Regions from separate parts of the Homo sapiens genome. Here regions 1 and 2 are each linked to region 3. A link is a loop called in an ENCODE intact Hi-C map of the cell type or tissue named here. Cell type or tissue: ascending aorta. All regions are shown on one strand.

Region 1 (8,000 bases), 49 kb before region 3:
GTTCAAGCGATTATCATGCCTCTGCTTCCCAAGTAGCTGGGATTACAGGCATGCGCCACCACTCCCAGCTAATTTTTGTATTTTTAGTAGAGATGAGGTTTCACTGTGTTGGCCAGGCTGGTCTCAAACTCCTGAGCTCAAGCCATCTGCCCACCTCAGCCTCCCAAAATACTAGGATTACAGGCATGAGCCACCGCACCCAGCCAACATGTTCGATGTTAATGAATCACTTATATATTAAATAAAGTGTCTACAGAGAAACACATAAAACCAGGTTAGGTATTGATTGGTTGATGAAAATGTGACCAGAGGCTTGTAAGAACTTAACCTGTATTTCTCCCTAGAAGCAATGGCTCCAGATCTGCTAATTCAGTGTTTGCAGGGAGTTTACCACTAATAAGCATCCACTATGTGTAATGCATGTCATCTACCATTCCCATTACTCAGGTGAGAAACAGGCTTGGAAGACTTCCATGACTTTCCAAGGTCACAAGGCTAGCTGTCCTCTGATACAGGACTTGAGCCCGAATCTGAGAATGATAGTTCCACAGCTCCTGCCCCAGAGTCCAGGCATCCGGAAGCACTGGTGGTGGGGTTGCTGCTTAACAGCTCTGCCGGGCTGCCTGCCCCACTCTCCAAACACCCACGCGGCTGTAAGGAGCCTCGTCCGTCCCCTGACCTGGCCACTGAACAGGTGCAGGCAGAAGGCAGGGACATGGGTAGAGGGGCAGGCAGGCATGAGATAAGACCACCTTATCCAAGACCATCTGCTAGAGATACAGGGGCAGAAAAGAGCCCAGCAGGTTTCCGGCCACCCTGTTGCTGATTACAGAGGGTGACCCATCGTCAAGGGAGGCACAGAGAGGCTGGGTCTGAACCCTACCCTGCACCTGCAAGCTGTGACCTCAAGCAAGTCCCTGGATGCCCCAGTCTCTGTTAACTTATCTGTGAGACTGGTGCTAACTCCAACTCTTTTTTTTTTTTTTGAGATGGAGTCTCACTCTGTCGCCCAGGGTGGAGTGCAGTGGCGCAATCTTGGCTCACTGCAACCTCTGCCTCCGGGATTCAAGTGATTCTCCTGCCTCAGCCTCCCGAGTAGCTGGGATTACAGGTGCCCACCACCATGCCCAGCTAATTTTTGTATTTTTAGTAGTGACAGGGTTTCACCATGTTGGCCAGGATGGTCTTGATCTCTTGACCTCGTGATCCACCCGCCTTGGCCTCCCAAAGTGCTGGGATTACAGGCGTGAGCCACCGCGCCCAGCCTAACTCCACCTCTTAGAAGAGCTGAGAGGCACACCTAAGACAGTTCATCTTGAATTTTGGTGGTTGAGCAGGCACAGGGATTTACCTGAGCCCATGAGCAACCTCTGTGAGAGACGTGAGCCTCATCGCCCCCGTCCATTTCACAGATCAGGAAGCTGGGGCTCAGCACTGGTGCCCACAATGAGCCAGGCCCTCACCACTGCCCTGCACCTTCCTCCTGGACTGTCATGTGAGCACAGGGTGGGGGTGAGACAGTGCAGTACCCAGACCCCTGGAGGACAAGGAGGAAGACCAGAGGGGGCCCTGGTCTCTGTCACAACCCCCCTCTATTGCCAGTTTCTCACTAAAGTGAAGATACACAGGACTAGGCACAGCCTTGGGTCTGTTCATTCTGCAGATTCTACAAACATTCATCCATCACCCGCTATGGACCAAGCACTAGGTTGAACCAAGTGACACACGGATGCTGGTGCCCAAAAGGTCACAGTACAACATGACTCAGAAAGAGCCACATGTGGGGGCTTGTGAGGCCTAATGCGAACACATCTTCAAGGAACACAGAGCACTGTCGCCGTTTCACCTGCAGAACCAGCACATTGCCTTGGAGGCCACAGTCCGAAGGGCCATCAGGGGTCCCAAAGTCACACAGTAGAGGGCAAATGAGGGGAACCCGGGTGTGGAGGAAGGCATCTTCTAGAAGAGGGGTCAGCAAATTATAGCCCACAGGCCAAATCTAGCTGCTCTTCGATTTTTTTTTTTTTTTTTTGAGACAGTCTTCCTCTGTCACCCAGGCTGGAATGCAGTGGCGCAATCTCCACTCACTGCAAGCTCCGCCTCCTGGGTTCACGCCATTCTTCTGCCTCAGCCTCCCAAGTAGCTGGGACTACAGGCACCCACCACCATGCCTGGCTAATTTTTTGTATTTTTAGTAGAGATGGGGTTTCACTGTGTTAGCCAGGATGGTCTTGATTTCCTGATCTCGTGATCCACCCACCTCGGCCTCCCAAAGTGCTGGGATTACAGGCGTGAGCCACCGCGGCTGGCCTGATTTTGTAAATAAAGTTTTATTGGCACACAGCCATACCCCCTCATTTACGTATTGCATATGGCTGCCTTCCAGCTACAACTGCAGCCTTAAGAGTTGTCATGGCCCACGAGGCTTAAAATATTTACTATGTGGCCCTTTATGGAGAAAGTGTGCCCACACCTGTTCTGGAAGGTCAGTTGCATGAGGTTAGAACTTCATCAGTTTCATGGTCTGCCATCTCCCGAGCACCCGTCACAGTGCCCAGTCCAGAGCAGATGCTTATAAAGTGATGGGAGGCTGCTTGTGTCACATTCTAATTCTGTGACCATGAGCTAGTTAAGTACTTATTGGAAAATGCATCTTCCAATCAAGTAGGAAGGCGTCCAGCCCCACCTCCAGCCCTTGACAACACAATGGAGAATAAGGAGGTGCAGCCCTGGACCCCCTTCTGGTCTCCTGGCCCGCGGGTAGCTCATCTCCTACCCTGCCCTTGGTGTCCTGGGGCTGCCCTGCAAGCCTAGCCAGGCCTGTGAATCATCAGGACTGACTCACTGTCTAAAAATACATATTGTCTCATGTTGGCGGGTGCTGCTTTGATCACTGTTTGCACTCAATCTAGTCTTTTTCTGCTTGACTTTGAGGTCTTCGTGGGCAAGGTCTGAGTTTTCGCCACTCTGAGTCCCCAGGGCCAGGTTCCTGCTGCAGCCTGGAGCCAGAAAGGAATCTGGGAGGAAGAGGTTGTGTGTTGGGGCCAGCAGACTAGGGGACAGATTCTGCCCTGCCACTCATTTGCTGTGCAACCCTCAGCAAAGCACCCAACCTCTCTGAGCCCTAGCTTCCCCATCTGTGAAGTGGGGATCACAAGGCCCATCCTGCAAGGTGGTTTCCAGGGTGAAAGTAGAAAAGGAGGCCTGTTCCTACAGCCTGTGTGTCTTGGGAGGCACTGCTCGTCATCTGTGATCCTTTTCTACCTGATTACAGGAAACGGGAGTGATCCGCTCACTGACCCCTGGCTGGGCTTTTCTCTGCCAGTGAAATCATCTGAAATTGTCCAAGGAAATCAGGAACCTGAGCCGAAGCCAAGTCACCGAGCTTGGTGCCAAGCACTGGGGGAACTCCGGTTACAGAAAAAAGTGGAATCCACAGGCCCCAGGCTGAACATGGAACTAATTTGGGAGGCAATGAGAAGGAGCAGAACATAAGGTGGAGCCTGGGAGGCAGGTCTGCCCCGAGCCAGGATGCCGTCCAGGTGGGGTATCTGGGGCTCCTTGAAATTTTCGAGGTCCTGCTTCTGAAGTGGGGAGAGCCAGGACATGATGGGGACCCACTTTGGGATCTCTGAGTCTGGCTGTGCAGAGACTCAGGGCATGGGCCTGGGGTCGGAGCAACTGCAATCACATCCTGACTTGCCCCCTCGATGCTGTGTGACCCGGGGCCTGTCACTTCACTTCTCTGAGCCTCAGCTGCCGCATCTGTGAATGTACGATCTAGGGATCCCTTGCTCAGAGGGCTGCTTCAAAGAAGGCTCAGTACCATGCCAGGCACGTAAGCCACTCTCAGGAAATCAGACATGTCGAGACATGACATGGAGGGTGGGGGGCAGCATTGGAGGAGCAAAGACCAGTAACATCTCCCTCATTCATCTGTTCGTTCAGCAGATACTTACAGAACATGCAACCTACGACAGACTGGGGAACACAGGAGGGAACAAGACAGACCTAGCCCCACCCAAAAGGAAACAAATAGTGTGTATCTAATTGTAATCATCCTATGAAGGATAAGAACAGGGTGCTTGGATAAAAAAATAACTGGGGTGGGCCAGGCGTGGTGGCTCATGCCTGTAATCCCAGCACTTTGGGAGGCCGAGGTGGGCGGATCACCTGAGGTCAGGAGTTTGAGACCAGCCTGGCCAACATGGCAAAACCCCATCTCTACTAAAAGATACAAAAATTAGCCAGGCATGGTGGTGGGCACCTGTAGTCTCAGCTACCGGGGAGGCCAAGGTGGGAGGATCGCTTGAACCCGGGAGGTGGAGGTTGCAGTGAGCTGAGACCGTGCCACTGCACTCCAGCCTGGGCGACAGAGTGAGACTCTGTCTCAAAAAAAAAAAAAAAAAAAAAAAAAAAAAGAAAGAAAGAAAAGAAAAAGTAAAAGTAAAGAGACAATGCACCCAAAATTTTGACGGATGGATGTGCGATCACTCAAATTTAGTAAAATGTTAGTGAGTTGATGTTGCTGTTTCAAAATTTTCATAATAAAATGTTGGGGGAAAGTAACAAAACCAAGAAAAAAAAGAGGTAGATACAAATTCTTTAACGGCTCTCCTTTCCTACAGAACAGTGTCCAGGTGCTTAGCTGGGCAGCCACCCCACAAATCCTTGCCTCACGCCCCAAACTCACTCTAAGTGTGTAGCCCTGGGCACACCCTCAAACCTCTCTGAGGCTGCAGTCCTGGTTTCGTAGGAAGTGAGAGGCCCTCCTCCGGGAGAGGCGAGGCTGAGATGCACACAGCTGTTTTCAGAGCAGCAAGGCCACTTCAGCAACACCCAGAACTTAGGGAGGACCTGGTCAACCAGTCTTACTGGGGCCTGGGAGACTCCCCACTGACACAAACTCCCTTCCTGTTTGCACTGGGGACGTTCAGTCCCTTGGATGATCCATTCACTGGTCCAATAGATATTTTCTGTGTGCCAGGCCCTGCACGGGGCACTGCAGTGTGAAGTCTGTCAGGTTCTTCCCTTTAAAGAACACCCCCAAGACACAGACAGATCCAATCCAGTGAGACACACACTCCGAGGGAGCCGATTCCAGCACCACAGCACAAATCCTGCAAATTCCAGCCTGGATAGACGCCAAGCCGCACGGCCAGGCCTCAGACTGACTCCCGCCTCAGTCTGGAACCTCAGCACAGGAAGGACCCTCGTGTTGGGATGTCCAGGCCCCGCCCCAGCCCTATGGCCCCTGCCCCTCCTCAATGAACTAACTTGAGCTCCCCGCCCTCTGGGGACAGAAGCCCCCCAGTGAGTCTGCTGCAGTCACAACAAAAGGTAATGGGGGCCAGGCGCAGTGGTTCACGCCTGTAATCCCAGCACTTAGAGGTTGAGGTGGGCATATCACTTGAGGTCAGGAGTTTGAGACCAGCCTAGCCAACATGGTGAAACCCCATCTCTACTAAAAGTACAAAAATTAGCCGGCAGTGGTGGCATGCACCTGTAATCCCAGCTACTCAGAGGCAGGAGAATCACCTGGACCCGGGAGGCGGAGGTTGCAGTGAACCGAGATCACACCACTGCACTCCAGCCTGGGTGAGAGAGGGAGACTCCGTCTCTAAAAAAAGCAATGGGGTTGTGGTGTCCACTTGGGAAGAGCTGGGGAGGCAAAGGGAATAGGAATGATCTACTCCCCTGCCAGCCAGGCTGAGGCTGTGATCCAGCACAGAGGACCGGAGTCAGGACAGCTTAGAGGGGCCCACCCAGTTTAGAGATCACGTTCTCCAATTCGGCCAGAATTATACCTACGTCCTCCTCAAGCGAGGCATGGGCCCAGAAATTATGCTTAGGGTCTCCTTCCAGCTTCACGACAGCCTCAGGAGGTAGATGCTGTCATGACCCCCACTTTGTAGGCGGGGAAACTAAAGTTCAGAGAAGTCTCATAACTTGCCCCAGGTCACACAGAGCCAGCCATGGCCACTGCCTCTACTTAAACAAGAGCAACAACAATCATGACAGCTGGAGTCACTTTACATGCATTATCTCATTTGACCAGAAGTAGGAAAACTTCTTGTCTCCATTTTACAGAGCAGAAAACTCAAGTTCAGAGAGACTCAATAACTTGCCTGAAACAACTGAATGGGAAGATGGCAGAGCCAGCCTACGACAAACAGGATAACAATAAGAATGGCAGCTATATTCATTCTGTATTGCTGCTCCAACAAGCTTCCACAAACTTAGTGACTTAAAATAAGATACATTTATTCTCTTACCGTTCTGGAGGTCCGACGTCTAAAATCAAGGTGTCAGCAGAGCTTGTTTCCTCCAGGGCGTTCTGAGGGAGAATCTGAGTCCTTGTCTTTTCCCGATTCTACAGGCCTGCCGCAGAGCAGGTGCCTCCACCTTCAAAGCATGCATTCCACCCTCTGCTTCCAGCCTCACATCTCACATTTCTTCTTGCCCTGCCCACCATCTCTTATAGGGACCATTGTGGCCAGGTGTGGTGACTCATGCCTGTAATCCCAGCACTTTGAGAGGCCAAGGCCACCTGAGGTCAGGAGTTCGAGACCAGCCTGGGCAACATGGGGAAACCCCCATCTCCACTAAAAATACAAAAAGTAGCTGGGCATGGTGGTGCACACCTGTAATTCCAGCTACTCAGGAGGCTGAGGCAGGAGAATCGCTTGAACCCAGAAGGCAGAGGTTGCAGTGAGCCGAGATCGAGCCTGCACTCCAGTCTGGGCAACAGAGTGAGACGCTATCTCAAAAAAAAAAAAAAAGACCCTTGTGATTGCATCATTGGGCCCCTCGGGGATAATCCAGGTGAATTCCTTCGTCTCAGGAGACTTAATTTGATCACACCTGCAAAGCCCCTTTTACAATGTAAATTACCACTTTCACAGGTTCTGGGGATTAGGATGTGGACCTCTTTGGGGGACCATGAGTCCATCCACCGCATTAGCTAACATTCATGGAGCTCTTGCTAAGTGTCAGGCCCTGTGCTGAGCATTCTGCATCATTTTCGACCTGCACATCTCACACTTTTTAAAATGTTTTATTTACATAAATTTATGGGGTACAAATACAATTTCATTACATGCATAGATTGTGTAATAGTCAGGTCAGGGCTTTTAGGATCTCCATCATCCCGATAACATACATTGTACCCATTCAGTGATTTCTTTTAGTTGTTGTTGCTTGCTGCTGTGTTTTTTTGAGACAGAGTCTCGCTCTGTCACCAGGCTGGAGTGCAGGCTCAATCTCGGCTGACTGCAACCTCCACCTCCCGGGTTCAAGCTATTCTCCTGCCTCAGCCTCCTGCGTAGTTGGGATTACAGGTGCCCGCCACCACGCCCGGCTAATTTTTGTACTTTTAGTAGAGACGGGGTTTTGCCATGTTGGCCAGGCTGGTCTCGAACTCCTGACCTCAGGTGATCCACCTGCCTCAGCCTCCCGAAGTGCTGGGATTACAGGCGTGGGCCACCGTGCCCAGCCTATTTTTGTTTTTTTAAACAGGTTCTCATTTTGTCACCTAGGATGAAGTACAGTGGTGCAATCATGGCTCACTGCAGTCTCTATCTCCCAGGCTCAAACGATCCTCCCATCTCAGCTTCCTGAGTAGCAGGGACTACAGGTGCGTGCCACCATGCCCAGCTAATATTTTGCATTTTTTGTAGAGATGGGGTCTTGCCATGTTGCCCAGGCTGGTCTTGAACTCCTGGGCTCAAGTGATCCTCCTGCTTTGGCCTCCCAAAGTGCTAAGATTACAGGTGTGAGCCACCTCACCTGGCAGCCATTAAACTATTTCTCATGGTTCACAGTGGTGGATGAACTGCCAGAATTTACATTCACTCTCCTGAATCTCCATTGTTTATTATTCCACTCTCTGTGGAGCCATGTGTATGCATTTTTTAGCACCCACTTGGGAGTGAGAACATGCAATATTTGTCTTTCTGTATCTGGCTTATTTCACTTAAGATAATGACCTCCAGTTCCAT
Region 2 (8,000 bases), 94 kb before region 3:
CAAGCTGAAAGCCCTGATACCATGGTCCAAAGTGAGAATTTATATCCCTGTGTTCCCACTAGAATGTTGCCTTTTCCAAAACCACCCATGACCCACACTGCTCCCCATTCTGTGCCTATAAAAAACACAAAACTCAGCCAGAGAGGGCAGTGAACAGCAGGAGACTATGGTTGACCATTGGAGAGAAGCGGCTTGACTTCAGAGGGACGGTTGATGGTGTAGCTTCGGATAGGAGTCTGGCCGGGGATGGCTAGACTTCAGGGTATGATTACCTTCCCACTCCCTCCCCCTTTCAGCTCCCCTTCCCACTCAAAGCCACTTTCATTGACAATAAAATCCCCTACATTTACCATCTTCAATTCATTTGTGGAACTTCATTCCTCCTGGACTCCAGACAAGAACTTGGGTGCCGTGAGTGCAGGTGCAAAAGACTGTCACACTAACCCTCCGCTGAGCTGTTAACACTTAAGCCGTCTGCAGATGGCTGAGCGAAAAGAGCACCATAACACTTCTTCTGGGGCTTCAGGGGTCGTGGGCACACCCCCTAGATGCTGCTGCAGGGCCTGTATGGAGTTTGCTCCTGCCTGCACCCAAAAGTGCTTGCCCTGGCTCCTGTACCCACTCACATGTGTGCTCCCTCCCATGAGGGGTGGAATGGGAATGCAGCAGGGAAATATCCTGCTTCAGCACAACATACTATTATTCCTAGCGAACCACTAATTTTTTTCTTACTGTTCTTATGACGTTTTGCTTGTGTGGCCTAGAGTTTTTATTTCCAAAGGAATGCTTCCACCAGAAGACACAACCATAATTCAATCAGACTAGAATTTGAGATTGCCACTCCATCACTTCGGACTTCTCATGTCTGAATCAACAGGCAAAGAAGAGAGTTATGGTGCCACCTGGAGTGACTGATAGATTTCCAATGGGAAATTGACCTGCTCCTCCACAATGGAAGTATGGAAGAATATATTTGGAATATAGGGGATTTGTTAGACATTTCTTAGTAACGTGATATCCTTCAATTAAAGTGATTAGAAAACTACAGCGTCCTAGCCTAGGCAGGACTACTGATTGTCAAGATCCTTTAGGAATGAAATGTTGGGTAACCTATGAAGTAAACAACCACAACCAGCTGAGGTGCTTGCTGAAGGCAAGGGGAGTACAGAATAGGCAGCAGAAGAAAATAGTTACAAATACCAACAACATCCTTGCCACAATTTATAGAAAGAAGAATTTTTTGTAATGATCATGAGCATCTCCTTATTTTGTTAAAATGTGCTTTTGGGTATGTAACAAATATATTTTTTTTCTCTTATTTTCTTATCTATCAAATGTGTATTAGCTTTATATCATAGTATTTTAATGTCATAATATTTAAGTTATGGGATATCAAGGGGAGAAGGAGTACTCAAAGACTTTAATCTTTCTTCTGAAAAGGGTATTAATTAGTGCATTTTTGGTTGTATGCATGATCGTTGTATCATGTTAGGTCAAATTATGACTTTGTTATTATCTTCATTTGGAAATTAAGTATGGTTTAATGACATGCATATGAGTAAACAATTGACAAGCAGTAGCTTTGTGATGGTTAATTTTATGTGTCAACTTGACTGGGACACAGAATGCCCAGACATTTAGTTCGGCATTATTCTATGTGTGTGTGAGGTGTTTCTGGATGATAATAACACTGGAATCGGTGGACTGAGTAAAGAAGATTGCCCTCCGCAGTGTAGGTGGACCTTAGCTAATCCACTGAAGGCATGAATTGAACAAAAGGCTGAGAAGAGAGAATTTTCTCTCTCCCTGACTGTCTCCAAGCTGGGACATCAGTCTTCTGCCTTCAGACTCAGACTGGAACTTACACCATCAGCTCTCCTGGCTTTCCTGCCTGCAGACTCAGACTCATGCTGCACTACTGACTCTCTAGGCTCCTAGTTTTTTGGACTGCAGATTTTGAGACTTCTCTGCTTCCACCATCGTGAAAGCTAATTTTCTATTATATATATCTATAAATACATAGATATATATATTTCATTATTAGTTGTGTTTCTCTGGAGGATTCTATCCATATAATGAGAAAGCCAAAACTATTAATTGTTGGAGGGGATATGGTGTAACCAACATAATTGTACATTTCCGGTATAATTACTTTGGAAAAATGTTTGTTTTAATACAGAATTTTTTTTTTTTTTTTTTTGAGAAGGAGTCTGCTCTGTTACTCAGGCTGGAGTGCAGTGGCGCAATCTCGGCTCACTGCAAGCTCCGCCTCCTGGGTTCACGCCATTCTCCTGCCTCAGCCTCCCGAGTAGCTGGGACTACAGGTGCCCGCTACCACGCCCGGCTAATTTTTTTTTTTTTTTTTGTATTTTTAGTAGAGACGGGGTTTCACGGTGTTAGCCAGGATGGTCTCGATCTCCTGACCTCGTGATCTGCCCGCCTCGGCCTCCCAAAGTGCTGGGATTACAGGTGTGAGCCACTGTACCCAGCCTCAGAATTTTTTAAACTTATGACACAGCACTTCCTCTAGGCATGTAATCAAAATAATGGAATGATTCTGCTAGACACCACCTCCACCATGTACTAGGATATTCATAAAGCACTATTTTAATGGTCCCAAACTGGAGAAAAACTAAATGTTCATCAACATTTAGTAGAATGTTTAGAATTTTTTATGTATACATAAATGTCAAGCATACAACAATGAGAATGAATAAACTACATCTCCATGAAAAAACATAACTGTGTATCTCACAGATTTAAGGATAAGTAAAAGAAGCTGGATACAGAAACAAACCCACATAATTTATGACTGCATAGTTATACAGTTAAAAATAGTCAGCGGGGCACGGTGGCTCAGGCCTGTAATCCCAGCACTCTGGGGGCGCCGAGGCGGGTGGATCACGAAGTCAGGAGATCGAGACTATCCTGGCCAACATGGTGAAACTCTGTCTCTACTAAAATACAAAAAATTAGCTGGGCGTGGTGGCACGTGCCTGCAGTCCCAGCTACTCGGGAGGCTGAGGCAGGGGAATCGCTTGAACCCTGGAAGAGGAAATTGCAGTGAGCTGAGATCTCGCCACTGCACTCCAGCCTGGCAACACAGTAAGACTCCATCTCAAAAAAAAAAAAAGTCCAGATCAATCTATACTGTTAGAAACCAACATAAAAATAGGTAACAATTTTAGTGATTGGAAGGGGACTTCTTTGGGCTGTTAATTATGATAATTATGTTAATTATAATTCATTAAATGATATGATTGCATTTGTGTATTCAATTTGTGAGTATTTATAAAGCTGTGTACTTATTATTTGAGAATAAATGTTTGTATATATGTTACACTTCAACAGAAAATGTGTATTAAACATTTGTGAGGGGAATAATGGGTAACTGGGTGATGTGTTTCTGCAATAAAAAAAAGTAGGTGAAATTATTCTTTTTTTTATACAAAATTGCTTTCTACTTTCTTAAGGAAACCATATAGACTAAACACAATGTTTGAACTTAATATATGTATGGCAAACTAGAGACAGACAGTTACCGAGAGAGAGAAAGACAGGGATAAAGAACACACACGCACACACACATTTGAGCCATGATACCTCCTTCAGATGCCGAGTAAGAAAGATATTGGTAGATAGAAGCTGGAAATTGTGTTGCATGGAAGCATGCACTGGAAAGGCCACAGAGTAAGAATCAACAGAATTAATCCATATTGTGCCTCCTGGGAGATTTTTGTTAAAATAAGAGGTTAAAATACTTGTAAAATATGTCCTAGTGCATTTTCTGTCCCCTTTCCTCATCAAAATATTTGTGGCTATTATTTTTCAAAAGGGAGAAAAATCATTCACCAATAACCAAACTGTCTAATTGATCTTCATTGAATATCCAGTGTGTAATAACTTGGGTTAACTTAGTAGTATTTTGAACCACTAGGTGTCCCTGTAAGCAAATGATTGAATAATTTCTAAAACTCAGCAAGCCTTGGAAAGTTTGACCAACATCATCAGTGAACTTGAGCTAACTGATGTATGTAAAACACCAGGCCGACCTATTCCTGTCTGATTAATAAATTGGCCTGAGCGCGGTGGCTCACGCCTGCGATCCCAGCACCCCGGGAGGCCGAAGAGAGCGGATAACCTGAGGTCAGGATATTGAGACCAGCCTTACCAACATGGAGAAAACCCATCTCCAACAACAAAAACAACAAAAATATATATATATAATGAGCCTAGCATGGTGGTTCAGGCCTGCAATCCCAGCCACCCAAACCCGGGAGGCGGAGGCTGCGGGGAACAGAGACCGCGCCACTGCATTCCAGCCTGGGCAACAAGAGCAAAACTCCCTCTCAAAAAAAAAAAAAAAAAAAAAGGGACCGGGTTACACCATGTTGCCCAGGCCCGTCTGGAAGTCCTAGGCTCAAGCCATCTGCCGCGCTTGGCCGTCATAAGTCCTGTGATTAACAGCGTGAACCACCACGCCAGGCCGATCACGCCTGTAATCCCAGCACTTTGAGAGGCCGAGGCAGGGAATAGCCTGAAGTCGGGAATTTGAGACCAACCAGCCTGACCAACATGGGGAAACCCCGTCTGTACCAAAATAAATAAATAAATAAATAAATAAATAACAAAATGAGCCCTGCATGGTGGCTCAGGCCTGCAATCCCAGGCACTCGGGAGGCTGAGGCAGGAGAACCAGCCAAACCCAGAGGCAGAGGCCGCGGGGAGCCGAGACCTCGCCACTGCCCTCCAGCAGGGCAACAAGAGTGAAACTCCACCTCAAAAAAAAAAAAAAAGTGACTGGTTTTCACCATGTTGCCCAAGCCGGTCTGGAACTCCTAGGCTTAAGTGATAATCCGCGCTCGGCTGTCCAAAGTCCTGGGATCACAAGCGTGAGCCACCACGCCAGGCCGATCTATTCCTTTCTGATTAGTAAACTGGGCAGGGCAGGTGATCTATCCTGGAGAATGTTCTCTGTGAGCTTAATATTGTGTATGCTGTTGCTATTGGATGGAATGTTCTGTATATGTGTGTTAGGTCCATTTGATCTAATGCGTCGTTCAAGTCTCATGTTTTCTTATTAATTTTCTGCCTGAATAATCAGTCCATTGTTGAAAGTGATATATTCAAGTCCCTTACTATGATTGTATGGTAATCTCTCTCTCTCTCAAGAGCATTTCATATTTGTTTTATATTTTAAGTGCTCCAACGTTGAGCATATGTGTAATTGCTATTGTTATATCCTCTTCATAAATTGACCCTTTATCATCATATCATGTTCTTATGTGTCTCCTATTTCAGTTTTTGAGCTTTTCTCTTTGTTTTCATTTGCATGGAATATCTTTTTCCATCCCTTCATTTTCAGTTTGTGTGTGTCCTAAAATACAAGATGAGCCTCTTACGGGCAGCGAATAGTTGGGGCTTGTTTCTTTATCCTTTCAGTTACTCTCTTTTTTGTAGGATTTAATGCATTTATATTCAAGGTAATTATTGATAGGCAAGGGCTTACTACTACCATTTTGTTAATTGTTTTCTGGTTGTTTTGTAGATACTTTGTTTCTTTCTGCCTCTTATGCTGTCTTCCATTATATGTTGGCCAACATGGAATAACAGAAATTTCAAAGAGCAATAGAGTTCCAAGTCAGTAAGTTAGACATGATTTAGTGATAGAATCTGTCTGTCAAAACCACAGTAAGCCTTGGACCAAAGAGATTAGTGAGAAAGCCCTTCTCAGTAAGAATTTAAATCTAAATCTAATAAGAAGCAAAATGTAGAAACAGATGTCTAAAAAAATAAAGCTACTATAATTAAAATTGTTTGACATGGGAACATAATCAACAAATAGAAAATTACTACCTAGTAGCATACAGAAGTAAAATCAGATATGTAAATATAGTGGTATTTCAATTTAGTTAGGAAAGTATATGCTACTACCCAGCATATACAAAAACATATTCCAAATGGATAAGAGGTCCAAGCATTACATAAGACAATTAGAAAAATAATGTTTATATTCTTTGAGTAAAGCCTCTGAAAATAAATCAAGTAATGCAGCATTTGCAAAGATAAAATAAGAGTAATTATAAAGTCTAATGATAAAATATAAACTTGGAAGAAGCATTTGAAGAGTATAAACAGACCAAATGGTTATTTGTCTACTAAATTAGGAAGTCCTATATATAAATATGAATATAACAACCAAATAGACAAATGTAAACTTAATAAAGATCTGCAATTAATAGAAACATAAAAGGTATATAAATACACTATATTTATATAAAATATAATTATAAAAGGTTATAAAAGGTAATTAAATACACTAAAAAAGTTTGAAAACATGAATCATAAAATTGTCAACTTTGAAAGATTAGTTCCATCCATTGTTGACAATGACATAAGAAAAAGTATTCACATACATTTTATTCTGGACCAAAAGTTAACCTGGTACTGTTTAGACATAAAGCAAAGTTCACATATTTGTATCACAGCCCCAAATCTATGAGGTAAGTATAAGAGAAAAAATTCTTACAGAATTGTGTAGCTTCATTTCAAAAAAAATGGCTACATAAATTCTAGCAGAAAAAGATAAATGAGCAAAGTTGTTTATGAGAGTGTACAATAGCAAAAAAAAAAGGTATTACCTAACCATCATATAGAGCTGGTTGAATAATTTATAATAAACATCTCCATGAGGAAATTCAATGTTACTACTTTACTAAATAAAGATGTTTATGTACTATAGAAGTGAACTAACAGTATGTATTTTCAAATGTGATTTAAAAACTGTATATTATCCTATTTTATTATATATTGGTCTATCTATATCATTTTTCCATGAGTATAAAAAAATAGAAAAAGGTACATACCAAATTGAAGGGCTGGAATGGAAAGAACATTTTTACTTTATATATTTCAAAATGAAAATAGTAATATTTAGAGAATTTTTAATTTCCTTTTTATCTTTTTTTTGAAATTTCAAAAACTTGAGTGTAATCAAGTAACTGAAATACGGTGAGATATATACAACATTAGAAGAGTATACGTGATAGCACATAAACAGTAATAATTATTTGGGAGATTTTAAAAGTTTTGAAAATAAGGTGCCTTATCCATTGTTTTGAAGGGTAAAAATATAACTTTCCAAGTGATTATAGTTTCTGAAAGCATATGAGACACAAAAAATTATAAGCACAAAGATGTAAAACATTTAAGGAACCACAAGTTCTTTGGAACTCTTGGACTAAAAACACAGCTGTGAGATAAATCTCAAAAGAATGTTAAGAAACAAGTCATGAAAAGCCTTTCATATCCTGCTAAAAAAATTTTATTCTATACTAGGGGTTGGGAATTTTCTTCTTACAGGGTCAGATAGTAAATATTTTAATTTAGCCTCTGTCAGAACTACTCAACTCTGTGTTGTAGTCAAAGCAGTGTGACAGTGTGTAAATGGACAAGTACGGGTGTATTCCAATAAAACTTTATTTACAGAAAAGAGTACTCCAGTTCACAGAATGCAGTTTGCCATATATCTAGGGCCATGTGGAATCCATAAAATATGTTGTTAGAGATATGACCTAATTTTAAAAAGCATGAAATTACCTAAGAAGAATGTGGGGAAAAGGAGGTCTCAGGATCAAGTCCCAGGTTTTACCAAGATTTGGAAATTGTATGATGAGAAGTAACCAAGGATTCTCAGAAAGATCAGCCCATGAAACACAGTGAAAAACACAGAGTGTGGATGGATGGCAGAAGCCAAGAAAAGCAAAACAAAGATCAGAATGTTCAGTATTGTAGAGTGCTGCTGAGTCAAATAAGATGCAGGAGGACATTTTCTCATGGATGTACAGGATGGAAATTGTTGTGAGGAAACTCTGAAGGGGTCATGATTGAGAATAGGTTAAAGAGAAACTGGAAGATAAGAAAGAGGATATCATTTAGCAAAATCTTAAAAACAAGCCTTGCTATGAAGACTAGGGAGGTAAAACAATAGCCAGGATGTA
Region 3 (8,000 bases):
GCATTTCAATGCATAATTATGAAAGCACTCTTCACAAATGAATTGATCACCTGCACAAAATAGGCATGGGCGTAAACGCAGGTCAATCAAATGGAAGATCAATCATGTTAAGCAATATTTTCCAATAGTTCTTTTGAGAAATATTCAGAGAAACAACAAGGAAAGTAAGTTTTAAATAATATTGGAGATGCTATATTTTAAAACATACTAAGTACATTTTTTGTTTGTTTTTAACTGCAAGGTTTCTTAATGCAATGAACAGACCAATGTGCAATGAATTTCTTGGAGGCAACTATATAGTTCACTGTTGAATGTATTTGGCAATGAGACATTTTTGCAGTTATCTTGTGGAACTAGGATAATGTGGGATGGACTCAGAAAATCTGAATTTAAGAGTATACAGCTCTGATGAACCACATTATTTATAACTTCTAGCTGGTTTAAGATCTGTCTTTCTAGGGGAAAAATGAATTTTAGATGATTTGTACACTGCATGTAGAATGGCCCATTGTAAAAGTTTAAAAACCTTCCGTTATCCTCTTTTTCCCAAAAGCATATCTAGTTCTTTTGCCTTGAGAATGAATAATGGTTTTTCATCACTTCAAACATGATTGAATAACCTACGAAGACCCAAATACAGTGGAAAAGACAGAAGAGAGTCCCAATTCATTGGTTATTGATTATAGCTCTGCTGATTTTGTGCCATCCCATCTTGGTCATTTTTACGGGTTCTAACATATTCCATCTGTTGAGCACCTATCTCTCTGTGTCTTTGAACTGACACTGAACACGTGGACTCTAATTAGTTCTTTTACAGTTTCCTGGAGTATGCTCTTAACTGTTTATTTGAAATCTCATGGCCTCTTGACAGCTCTTTGCTATCTACGTTGTTACACATAATTCAAAGATAGAGAAAACACAGTGAACATTTAGATCAACTAACTCACACTACAAAAGAGGAAATACAACATATTACTTCTTATCTACTCCTGCCCATGTGACTTTGCAATGTAATAATGATGCTTTGAAACCTCACTGATTTCTACAGAGTCTCCAGACCTAAATTCTCCAAAGTGATACCTTCAAACTACTGCTTAGGACATGGCCTGTCCCTGGAGGAGAGTGAGGTGCCCCCCCAGTCCCCACCACTCACATAGAAATGTTTATGGGAATAGGACTAAGCTAAAAATTTCATGAGGCAATAAACTATTTCTGAGCCATGCTAGCATTGTTTCACATCTCTGTATTCCAAGAGTTAGCTTTGCAGCTGTTGCCTAACACAGAGAAAGCCCTCAGTATCTTTGTGTTAGAGGAATAATCAGAAATATAGATAAATAAATTGAAAGCAATGGCTAGAGTAAATTATATAATCAGAGCCAATTGTCAATAATACAAACTGTATAGCTTGAAGGACATGGTCTAAAATTTATTTTTTAAGGTAGAAAAAACATTATCTTCTTTACTATATTTCCAAAAAGCATGATTAAGCCCTCATCAATTTCTGTACCTGTGAATGTGCTTTGGCGTTATACTTACACAGCATCAGATACTTTATACTCTGGATAATTAGCGGACAGTTTTGCAGCTTTGATTTGATATTATACCATCAGTATTCAAGTTACTTTAACCACTACCGAAATATTTTAAATCCACTGCCATTTAATCATAGTAATTATCCTGTCTGCAGAAGTTTCCAGTGACAGAGAACTACCCTGTGTTTGACAACCAATGATGAATATTTTTTTTTTTGACACTAAGTTTGGCTAACAAGTAAATGAGGATTCTTCACATTTCTTTGCTTTGCCTTGCCAAGTGTAAAAACTGTAAGTCCTCTAGCTGACATTTGACTTGGTGAAACTATAATTGTCTCATTGGTTGTGGCTCTGTTAGAGAAAAAAAAATTATTATATATATATAATCAACTGTGAGCTCAGATGAATTTCTCAGCTATATTGCTTACTTTTGTTGGTCACAGAATTAACAGGAAAATTTATTTTTCTCTTTAATCTCCCTTAGAATATAATAATTGAATTCATTTCCCACCATAAAACTCTCATCTCCTGCTTTGCTTTTTTATAAAGAGAAACTTTAGCACAAAATACATATGGCCCAAAGACATGTTGAAACATATACTGAATATATCTACAAAATTTTAAATACATTGTTACACTGGGAGAATCAGGCTAAACTAGCATTTAATATGTCACTATGATGGTATATTAGTTGCTGTTTTTTTCTTCAACATAAAGCATGCAATTTAGGATTATATGTTAATTGAAAAGTTAAAAAATGAATATTACTGTATATTAGAACCTGGTGTGTTTGTATGATTTAGTAGGTCATATGGGCATGCCAGGGTATAAACTAGGTGATATGTAAAGTGTCTTACAGCCATATAGGTACTTTTCAGGTCATGTAGAGGGAGCCCCACAACACCTTCTGCAAAAAAGAGTTTCCCATATGTTCATTTAATTTGCATAGATTTCACTATATGCCTTTCTGCCAAAAGGAAAGATAATGGGATATGGATGATGTAAATGATGATGGTTAAAGCCCCAGTTAAAGTATTAAGTATGGTCCAATTTTAAGCGTGATCTAATAATCCCCTATGAGGTACCTACTATTATCTCCATAAACAAAATAAATCTAGGTGCCTAAACAAATAAACTCAAGTCACAAAACATATTTTTCCTTAAATAGTAAAAAAAAAAATGCATGTTTCAATTAAATAACTATCTTTGTTTCTCGCTTCTATAATATGCTTCTCCCTGCACAGATCTCCCCCTTCGCCCTACATAATGCTTGAAAGGTAACTCTTGGTTCAGTACTCAATCCTTTAAATGTTAATCCGACTGGGCCGGTGCACCTAAATAATTAATAAATGTCCTCCTAAACCCCGTGAGTCTATCTAATTCCTTAAAAATTCCGCTACAGGATTGCAGGTGTGAGCCAGCGCGCCCCGCCTAATTTATTAATCAGAGAGGAACAGATCGGCCTGGCATGATGGCTCATGCTTGTGATTCAGGGACTTTGGATGGCAGAGCACTGGGGATCATTTGAGCCTAGGAGATCCAGACAGGCCTGGGCAACATGGTGAAACTCGGTCTCTCTTTTTTTTTTTTTTTTTTTTGAGGCGGAGTTTCACTCTTGTTGCCCAGGCTGGAGTGCAGTGGTGAGGTCTTGGCTCAACGGGCCTCCGCCTCCCGGGTTTGGGTGGTTCTCCTGTCACAGCCTCCCGAGTGGCTGGGATTGCACGCGTGAGCCACCATGCCCAGCTCATTTTGTTTTTTGTTTGTTTTTGTTGTTGGAGATGGGGTTTCTCCATGTTCATAAGGCTGGTGTCAAACTCCCGAGCTCAGATTATCTGCCCGCCTCGGCGTCTGGAGGTGCTGGGATTGCAGGCTTGAGCCAGCGCGCAAGGCCTAATTTATTAATCACAAAGGAATAGCGCGGGGGATCGCTTGAGCCTAGGAGTTCCAGACAGGCCTGGGCCACATGATGAAACCCGGTCTCGCTTTTTTGTTTTGTTTTTGTTTGTTTGTTTGAGGTGAAGTTTCACTCTTGTTGCCCAGGCTGGAGTGCAGTGGCGCGGTCTCAGCTCCCTGCGGCCTCCGCCTCCCGGGTTTGGGTGACTCCCCTGCCTCAGCCTCCCGAGTGGCTGAGATTGCAGGCATGAGCCACCATACCTGGCTAATTTTGTACTTTTTTTTTTTTTTTTTGCTACAGACGGGGGGTTTCTCCCTTCGTCAGGGTAGTCTCAAACTCCTGACCTCAGGTTACCCGCCCGCCTCGGCCTCCCGGGGTGCTGGCATTGCAGGCATGAGCCACCATGCCCAGCTTTTTATTTTTTTTCTTTTTCGGTAGAGACAGTTTTCTCCATGTTGGTCAGGCTGGTCTCAAACTCCCGACCTCAGGTGATCCGCTCGCCTCGGCCTCCCGGGGTGCTGGGATTGCAGGAGTGAGTCACCGCGCCAGGCCCAATTTATTAATCAGAAAAGAAGAGATTGGCCTGGCGTGGCGGCTCACGCTTGTGATCCCAGGACTTCGGATGGCCGAGCGCGGCGGATCGCTTGAGCCTAGGAGTTACACGCCGGCCTGGGCAACATGGTGAAACTCAGTCTCTCTACCTCTTTTTTTTTTTTTTTCTGAGAGGGAGTTTCACTCTTGTTGCCCAGGCTGGAGTGCAGTGGCAGGATCTCGGCCCCCCGCAGCCTCGACCACACGGGTTTGGGTGGTTCTTCTGCCTCAGCCTCCTGAGTGGCTGGGATTGCAGGCGTGAGCCACCAGGCCCGGCTACTTTTGTATTTTGTTTTTTTTTGGTAGAGATGGGGTTTTCTCCATGTTGCTCAGGCTGGCCTCAATCTGACCTCAGGCTTTCCGCCCGCCTCGGCCTCCCGGGGTGCTGGGATCGCAGGCGTGAGCCACCGCGCCCGGCCCAATTTTTAATCAGACAGGAATAGATCGGCCTGGCGTCATGGCTCACGCTTGTGATCCCAGGACTTTGGACGGCTGAGTGCTGCGAATCGCTTGATCCTAGGAGATCCAGACCAGCCTGGGCAACATGGTGAAACCTGTTTTTTGTTTTTTGTTTTTTGAGGCAGAGTTTCCCTCTTGTTGTCCAGGCTGGAGTACAGTGGCGTGGTCTCGGCTCCCCGGGCCTCCGCCTCCCAGGTTTGGGTGATTCTCCTGCTTCACCCTCCTGAGTGGCTGGGATTGCAGGCGTGAGCCACCATGCCCAGCTACTTTTTTATTTATTTATTTTGGTAGAGACGGGGTTTCTCCATGTTGGTCGGGCTGGTCTCCAGCTCCTCACCTCCGGTGATCCGCGGGCCTCGGCCTCCCGGTGTTTTGGGATTGCAGGCGTGAGTCACTGCGCCTGGCCGGAAACCCAGTCTCTTAACGGAAAAACACAACAAAACCCACAAAGATTAGCTGGGCCTGGTGGGCCCCGCGGGTAATCCCAGCTGCTCTGAAAACTGATGCAGGAGGATTGCTTGAGCCCGGGGGGAGGTGGCAGTGAGCCATCATGGCGCTGCTGCAGTCCAGACTGGGTGACAAAGTGGGACTCTGTCTCAGGAAAAGGGAAAAGAAAAAAGAAAGGAAAAGGAAGTACATAAAATTGCTAAATCAAGGAACAGCTTGACAGTATATTATTGAGAGAAATAGAGGCAAAGGTTAGCAGACACCAATGTTCTCTTAGTGGAACTGCAGGTGTCCCCAGACAGGAGGCTGCTACTTTTCCAAAAGAAGTCTATTATTGACCAAAACAAAAAAAAAGTTGGTTTGTTACAATATACAAATAGCTAAACTTTATATAGCCACCACCCTCTTCTAGCACTGCTCTAATGAAACAGCTACTATTTTTACCTCCGTTGTAGAGAAAACAGATGCCAGAGGTTGCTGTGGAAGGACCAGGGAAACGGACTATGAAATTGACTTGTTGTAAGTTTCGGACTTAAAGGTTCTTCCTGCTCTGCTCCTTAAATTGCCACATTTTAGTTAACATACCTCTTAAAATACTGGTCCTTTCTGTATTTGGAGGGACTCCTCTTGGAGTTGGAAGTTTTTTTTTTTACACTAAGCATTTGGTCGGAAGATCATCTGCGTTTTATGTCAGTTTAAGTTTAGACATTTTTCAAGTGGGAATGTAAATATGAGCAAACAGTTACCTGATTGAATTAGATAACCTAGAAAAAATCACTTATGAGAAAGTCAAGAAAATGTGAACTCTGGATTTGTGGCTATTTTCAGAATATTAATTTTTTTGGTATTTAATGGCATTGTGAATATATTTGTTTTTAAAAATTCCTTGTCTTCTACAGATACATATAAGGTAATTAAAAAATGATATGATGTATAGGTTTTACTTCAAAATAAGAGGAAGAAGGAATGTATACAAATGAAGTGGGAATATAAATCAAACAAAACTGGCTGTGGCCAGGTGTGGTGGCTTACACCTGTAATCCCAGCACTATGGGAGACCAAGGCAGGTGGATCACCTGAGGTCAGGAGTTCAAGACCAGCCTGACCAACGTGGTGAAACACCATCTCTACTAAAAATACAACAGTTAGCCGGATGTGGTGCTGGGTGCCTGTAATCTGAGCTACTTGGGAGGCTGAGGCAGGAGAGTCGCTTGAACCTGGGAGGCGGAAGTTGCAGTGAGGCAAGATCATGCCACTGCACTCCAGCCTGGGCAACCACAGCAAAATCCCACCTTTTAAAAAAAAAAAAACAAAAAAACAAAAACCAAAAAACTGTCCATACCATGAATGAAAAATTGTTGATGATGTGTATATGTAGGGCAATTACATTATTTTTCTCAACTTATTTTAGGTTTGGAACTTTTTATTGAACACATGCACACGTCACTTGATAACTGGGGCTGCTTCCCCATTATTCTTGTAGTAGCCCTTCTGATTTTCACTTCATCTTCAGTCTTAGAGATTCTGGATTTTTTTTGGTGTGGCAATTTCAAGTATGCCTTTGCAAGGAGTATCCAGCATGTCTACCTACTCAGCCGTATTATCAGAAACAGAAATATTTTCCAGATTCTGTTCTTGTCCTGTTGAGACTTTTTAAGTTCCAAGAACAGTCACCTTCTACCAGACTCTCTGTTGTTGGAAGACAAAGCATATTTTGTAAGTGGCATGATTTCTGGGCTCATATTTAGAACAGAGCCACAGCTTTCAACAACCCAAAAATAACTTACTGTGACTCACCAAATTTAGAAAGACGGAGATTATTAAAAAAAAGAAAACCTTAATTTACTATGTGACCTCTAAGTATCTGGGCTGAAAATTGTAAATGTAGAAAGGTAAATCAAAAGATACAGGGACTGTAATCATGCACTTAATGAAGCACTAAATCAAAATATTTTTGGCATACGTGAAAGAGTTTAATTTTATCACATTTTTTACTGGCACTATAGCTATTTGCAAGTACATATAAAACTACAGTGTTACATATAAACTACCAAAAAAGAACTTTTTAAGAAATGAGACTCATCTAGCAACTTTATTTAAAAGTTTATCTTCAGGGAATAATTAAGGATGGCCGTACAAAAGGATTTAGCCATGGCATGAGAATGTTCTCCCTGGCAAACCAACGGAAATTATTAAATGTGCAAAATGGAACTGTTGGAATAAATTGTAATGCCTTCATATGATTGTATATTTAACCTTTTAAAATGATATTGAAGAGTTGCATACATTGACTTAAACACACATTCGTAACACATCACTGAATAGGAGAAATATGGGCCAGCAAAGAACATAGAGTTGGTCCAATTTCTACCAAAAAAAGAAGACTCTAATAGCATGACAGCAGGGAAGGGGAACTATGTCAACGTATGTGTGTATATGTATGTATATGCATAGCAAGTATGAACTTGAAAAGATATATTTCAAATTGTTTACACAGATTACCTCAGAGAGGTAAATAACTTTGGACTTTGGTGTTCTGTATTCCACATGCTCTGAATTTTCTTTTTTTATTTAAATAGAGATGGGATCTTAGCCAGGAGCAGTGGCTCACCCCTGTAATCCCAGCACTTTGGGAGGCTGAGGAGGGCGGATTGTTTGAGGCAGGAGTTCAAGACCAATCTGGCCAACACGGCAAAACTCTGTCTCAACTAAAAATTCAAAAATTAGCCAGGGGCGCAGTGGCTCATGCCTGTAACCCCAGGCACTCGAGAGACTGAGGCATGAGAATTGCTTGAACCAGGAGGCAGAAGTTGCAGTGAGCCGAGATCACACCACGGCACTCCAGCCTGGGCAACAGACCAAGACTCTGTCAAAAAAACAAAACAAAATAAAACAAAACAACAACCACAACAACAAAACAGTAATAAAGAGAAAACCTAATGGACAGGGGCAATGTCTCATGCCTGTAATCCCAGTGCTTTGGGAGGCCAAGATGGGAGAATTGCTTGAGGCCAGGAGTTCAAGACCAGCATTGGCAACATAGTAAGACCTTTTCTCTACAAAAAAATTTAAAAATT

Evidence for each region. Peaks named below come from ENCODE experiments on the same cell type or tissue, not always from the same donor. Only the 100,000 strongest peaks of a DNase experiment are listed, where the experiment ranks them.
Region 1: a loop joins it to region 3, with 4 times the contacts of the local background. A loop is called at or near these places in 3 of 110 quality-filtered maps.
Region 2: it touches region 3 in a loop (4-fold over the local background); 3 of 110 quality-filtered maps call a loop at or near these places.

The regions. Positions count from the first base shown.
Region 1 is chr15:23,418,153-23,426,152 of GRCh38, reverse strand. No RefSeq gene overlaps it. Among named protein-coding and RNA genes, the nearest start is that of GOLGA6L2, 25 kb to the left of the region's middle. In ascending aorta, no CTCF peak of the experiment used is centred here; DNase peaks (open chromatin) are centred at 2,962, 3,022, 3,372, 4,742 and 1 weaker place; H3K27ac peaks cover 2,764 bases.
Region 2 is chr15:23,463,143-23,471,142 of GRCh38, reverse strand. No RefSeq gene overlaps it. Among named protein-coding and RNA genes, the nearest start is that of GOLGA6L2, 20 kb to the right of the region's middle. In ascending aorta, a CTCF peak has its summit at 3,932 (motif pointing right); a DNase peak (open chromatin) is centred at 4,111; H3K27ac peaks cover 871 bases.
Region 3 is chr15:23,369,419-23,377,418 of GRCh38, reverse strand. No RefSeq gene overlaps it. Among named protein-coding and RNA genes, the nearest start is that of GOLGA8S, 19 kb to the right of the region's middle. RefSeq lists an enhancer at 3,930-4,429. In ascending aorta, no CTCF peak of the experiment used is centred here; DNase peaks (open chromatin) are centred at 4,415 and 4,888; H3K27ac peaks cover 3,550 bases.